2 separate regions of the Homo sapiens genome follow, and region 2 is linked to region 1. A link is a contact called in ENCODE Hi-C or POLR2A ChIA-PET data. All regions are on one chromosome and are shown on one strand. The core of a region is the stretch at or near the end of the contact, and the rest is flanking DNA. Distances in the headings are between cores, read along the strand shown. Region 1 has its middle 18 kb from the start of C10orf67. Region 2 overlaps PIP4K2A (phosphatidylinositol-5-phosphate 4-kinase type 2 alpha).

Evidence for each region. Hi-C counts contacts between places; a loop is a spot of excess contacts on that map. ChIA-PET counts read pairs that join two places held with the same protein, here RNA polymerase II (POLR2A). Pooled maps may share reads with other maps.
Region 2: a pooled map shows a loop between it and region 1 (7-fold over the local background). The contact joins two enhancer-like sites. A Hi-C loop is called at or near these places in 2 of 37 single-sample maps with no recorded cell type and 8 of 50 pooled maps. POLR2A ChIA-PET finds 5 or more read pairs at or near these places in 1 of 52 experiments (activated naive CD4-positive, alpha-beta T cell).

What each region holds. Positions count from the first base shown.
Region 1 is chr10:23,361,769-23,364,315 of GRCh38, reverse strand. No RefSeq gene overlaps it. Among named protein-coding and RNA genes, the nearest start is that of C10orf67, 18 kb to the right of the region's middle. Within about 2 kb of position 1,280, at least 3 of the 41 ENCODE cell types and tissues checked have a DNase peak (open chromatin) inside an H3K27ac peak, as active enhancers do.
Region 2 is chr10:22,681,062-22,683,608 of GRCh38, reverse strand. The region is part of intron 1 of PIP4K2A (phosphatidylinositol-5-phosphate 4-kinase type 2 alpha); the gene reads left to right. Among named protein-coding and RNA genes, the nearest start is that of PIP4K2A, 32 kb to the left of the region's middle. RefSeq lists enhancers at 166-385, 1,126-1,245. Within about 2 kb of position 1,273, at least 19 of the 41 ENCODE cell types and tissues checked have a DNase peak (open chromatin) inside an H3K27ac peak, as active enhancers do.

The DNA.
Region 1 (2,547 bases), core at 31-2,530:
GAGGATCTTGCTCTGTTGTCCAGGCTGGAGTGCAGTGGTGCACAGCTCAGTGCAGCCTCAAACTCCTGGGCTCAAGCAATCCCCCCGCCTCAGGCTCCCGAGTAGCTAGGACCACCATGGGCTAGGATCTTGATTTTTAACTTATCACATGGCCAACCAGAATAAACAACGACATTTACCCCCTTGCAGGTAGGGGTAGCCAGGAGACTAAGTTCTACAAATGAAGTAGAAGTGGTTTGTAGCTACTTCTGGGAGCCCCCTGAAAGACGGCTGTTCTCTTGGCTACTTTTCATCTCTTCCGCCCTCCCTTTGGCTGTAACACAGACATGATGGCTGGAACTGGAGCAATCATTTAGGCAATGAGGTGACCACAAAACACAGAGGACTGGCAAGACGCAAGGAACCTGGGTCTTGAGGTCTTGGTAGAGCACAGCCACCTCACCAGCCTTGGATTGCCAATTGCTGCCTAAAAAAGAAATGAACTTCCATCCTGTTTAGACCGTGATTATTTGAGCGTCTATTATTCACAGCCAAACTTAATTCTAACTCTTACAGTGAATGAGTGGTTTTATGGATATGAAGTTGAAGGGGTTTTTCTCTAATGGTTTCATTTTCTTTGTGAGGTAGGATGTGAGATCATAGGACGACAGCGAAAGGTTGCAGAGTGAGATCAAAGAGGCAAGTATAAGAGAGTCTGAAATTGCTGTGGCTGGGCGTGGTGGCTCACACCTATAATCCTAGCACTTTGGGAGGTCAAGACAGGAGGATTGCTTAAGCCCAGGAGTTTGAGACAAGCCTGGGTAACATAGTGAGATCCCATCTGTACTACCAAAAAAAAAAAATTAACCAGGTGTGATAGTGGGCTATAGTCCTAGCTACTCAGGAAGCTGAGGCAGGAGGATCGATTGTTTGAGCCCAGGATGTCAAGGCTACAGTAAGCCGAGATCACGACATTGTACTCTAGCCTAAGCGACAGAGCAAGAGCCTGTCTAAAAATAAAAAAAATATTAAAAAAGTAGAATTCTAAGAGTGAGCTAGGGAATAAATCAGGCTAGTCTTGAGTGCCTGTGCTGGATATTCTCTGGTCTCCAACCCAAGTTTTCATTCTTCTCCATCCTGCTGTGGTTCAAGAGCTGATTTTTTTATGCACTTCTTCATTCAAGCTCCCTCCCAGCTCTGTTGGGTTCTTGAGTTTGGTCATCCGGAGGTGCCTGCAGAATAGTTGGGCTGAGCAGAGAGACAGGTTGGGGTAATAGTTTCCTGTTTGTCAGTTGCTGCATTCCTTTACTGAACTGAAGACCGTAGCCCCAGCTACCTGCTAGGCTGCTAAGTTCTGGTAATGTCCCCCCTTCCCCCTGCAGGATGAAAGGTGGAAGCTTGCTGGGTCTCCTTATCCCCACCCACACCTTTGTAAATCTTCCTTTTCTTCTTTCTTTTTTCTTTTTTTTTTTTAATAGAGACTGGGTCTCACTATGTTGCCCAGGCTGTTCTCAAACTCCTGGCCTCAAATGATCCTTCCCACTTCAGCCTCTCAAAGTCCTGGGATTACAGGCATGAGTCACAATGCCCAGCCTTCCCTTTCTTAAGCCTTCCTCAGTTACCCTTTCTAAGTGTGTCATCTGTTTCCTGATGGGACCTTGCCTGGTACTAGGGCCATCTGAGGTTGGAGATCACAATTTATGGTAAAATCAATAGGTCTTGTGGTTTGACTTCCCTTGCTGTACCAAGATGCCCAGGTGTAAACAGAGAAAGCAAGTTATAGTTTAGCCAGCTGCATACACCATGAGGAGAGTCAAGTGAGCTACCAAATTGGCAGCTAATATTGAAATGATGTAAGCTGATGATGGAGGAAGTGAAGAAAGGATATGGTAGAGGGCCTGGGAGGGAGCAGAGGAGTTATCCTGCTCCTTACTGGAGGATCTGGCGGATCAAAAGGCAGGGACCCTGGAGTGGGCAGGAGAAGATGAACCACAAACTAGAGGTTGAGAAAGCATGGTCAGAGAGTGAGATACTTGAATTAGTGAAAACAGAACTGGTCAGACAGAGCTGAAACCCATTTAGGGCCTTTATATGTCCCCAGGGCAATTACTATGAACAGGGGACACTACACAGGGAAATTAAAGAAGAAAAATATTGTTCTCCTCTCTGGAGGACTTAACAGTTGAACTAGGAAGGCAGATGAACAGTGCACATAAAATGCCAACTGAATGGAACAGAGTATAAAAAGATGTTCAGAGGAGGAAGCCTCCCCCAAGGCTGGCCCATTCTGAAAGATGTGGATGTCTTAGTCCCTTGTCTGTTGCTTATAACGGAATACTTGAAACTGGGTAATTTATAAAGAAAAGGAATTTATTAATTTATTTCTTACAGTTGTGAAGACTGGGAAGTTCAAGGTTGAGGGACTGCATCTGGTGAGGACCTTCATGCTTGTGGCAGGGGGACTTCCTGCAGAGCCCCAGGGAGATGCAGGACATCAAATGATGAGGAGGCTGAGCGTGCTTGCTCAATTCCCCCTTCTTCTTCTTATAAAGCCACTAGTGCCTCTCC
Region 2 (2,547 bases), core at 24-2,523, 680 kb after region 1:
TGGAAGAAGAAAATAACTTGTTTTCGACAGTTGACAAAGCAGTTTCACCTTTGTCATCTCACCTGACCTGTACCCAGCACTGAGGAGAAGGCTGGGGACAAGTCATTATTCACATTTGACAGATGAGCAAACAGATCAGAGTAAGTGACTCGGCTAAGTCCACACTGTCAGCTCTGCGGTCAGGATCAAACCTGGCTCTGACTCAGGTCCCCTTGCACTTGGCCCACCTCTGAGTTGCGAAAACTTGGGGTCTGTACCACAGCATGGAAGACTTAGGATCACTGTGAAAAACTGTGACTTAAGATCACAGTGAAAAACGGCAAATGCAAATACTGTTAAAGCCTTGACTCGGTGGTATGAGCAGAACTCATAAGAGTTGAGTCAGAGAGCAGTCCAGGTGTCTTCAGCTCAGATAGCTGCCCTTGCTAGAGAGGCTGCTGGTTGAACAGTAATTTATCAGCTTGATCCAACATAAAGTTTCTTCATTTTTATTTATACTGTACTGTCGTGTCAGCTGTTTTTGTTGTTGTTGTTGTTGTTGTTGTTTTTCTTTTTCTTTTCTTTTTGGCTTCAGAAATGGCCTCAGCTACGCAAAAATAAAGAAGGATCTGAAAGATCAGTCTTGTTGTAAAGAAGACAGCAGGTGACATGGTAGATGACCGCACATTGTTCATTCCCAAGGTCATGGGTAGTGCCAGGATTTTCAGACGCAAATGATGCATATGTAAAGATGACTGGACCATCTGTGTCTCTTCAGATCCTGTTGCAATTACCAAGTGTTCCCAGCAAGGGTTAATGTGGTGTGTGAACCTGACTAACCTCAGGTTCTAGTTCTCCCTCCCTGAGTAGAGAGTCTAGGAGCCAAGTTCAGACTGGCTCAGTCTGGAGGAATTCACAAGTGAGGCAGGTTTAATGGAAGAACAGATACTCTGAGGTTTTGGAGGGCCTGTGATGTGCTTGTCAGCGGGTTCCTGCTTCTGCCACCCCCACCACGGAGCACCAACCATGTGGTTTGTTCTTTGTGTACTTTGTTAGCTAAACTCTCAAGTGTCAAGTTGATGGCACTTTTTTTTTAGGTTCATGGACACTGTTACTGTCCAATAATTTGTAAGTCAGCAATGCTTTGTTTTATCAGTAAAATAAAACACTATATTAGGAATAGCATGATCAGAACAGGGTGGTTTCCTAATTTTTAGATTGCTGGCCTTTTCTAGAAAATAAAGGCAAGGTGTGCATACTTGAGGTTTGAGGGCTACCATTGCCTCCTGGCAGAGGAAATGAGTAGGCCTGATAGTTGCTAGGTTAAAAAGAAACAGTAGTTGAAATACTGAGAAAAGTTTAATGAAAAGTAACTTTGGCTCTTAAGTAGAACAGTTTGAGGACAGTGAAAAATTCAGTAGCTAAGGGTTGTGTGCTCTCTACACAGGGATGGTGTGTGGATTTGTGGATAAGGTATGCAACAGAGTACTCCTCTTTGAGCATTTTTATATCTTGAATTAACTATAGCACAGGAGTTGGCAGACTATGGCTTGTGGGCCAGATCTGGCCCGCTGCTTGTTTTTGTGTGGCCACGAACTAAGGATAGTTTTTACGTATGTACAAAAAAAAAAATGGTTTTCTAAAAAAGTATTTCATAATGTGAAAATTCTATGAAATTCAAATTTCAGTGTCTGTAGATAAGTTTGATTGGAACAGAGCCACACTCATTTGTTTGCCAGTTTGTAGCTGCTCAAACAGCAGAGGTGAGTCATTGTGACAGAGACTGTGTGGCCCGCAGAGCCTAGAATTATTTACTGTCTAACCCTTGCAGGGAAAGTTAGTCAGTTTCTGCTACAGTAAAATATTGCTGGTAGCTGAAATTAGGAGTTTTCACCTCTTTTCCTGCGTTTTATTTTTTAATTTTAATTTAATTTTATTTATTTTATTTTTTTTTAGAAATAGGGTCTTGCTCTGTCACACAGGCTAGAGTACAGTGGCGCCATCATGGCTCAATGCAGCCTCTACCCCCCAGGCTCAAGGCATCCTCCTACCTCAGCCTCTTGAGTATGTGGGACCACAGGTGCATGCCACCACACCTGGCTAATTTTTAAAATTTTTTGAAGAGACAAGGTCTCACTGTGTTGCCAAGGCTGGTCTCAAACTCTGAAACTTAAACAGTCCTCCTGCCTGGGCCTCTCAAGGTGATGGGATTACAGGCATGAGCCACTGTGTCTGGCTGAGAAGCCAGGTCTTGAGAAGCCAGGTGGCTCAGAAGGCCTAGCTGACAGTGTAGGGGAGACAGAGGTCCCCTCCAACCTCCCTTTAGCTCTTAGTGGGCTCTTCAGCTGGATCTAGAAGTCAGGTTGACATCAGGCAGATTAATAGGAGAAAGGAATACAAATTTTCTTAGTGTTACTTGCACCTGGGAATCTTTAAAAGAGTGAAATCCAAAGGAATTGGCCAAAGCAAGACACTTTTATGCTGAGAACGATACATTTGAGAAGAAATGACAAGAAAAAATCTGGGGCAGTACATTTCTAGGGGAGTCACTGGGAGGATACATGGGGA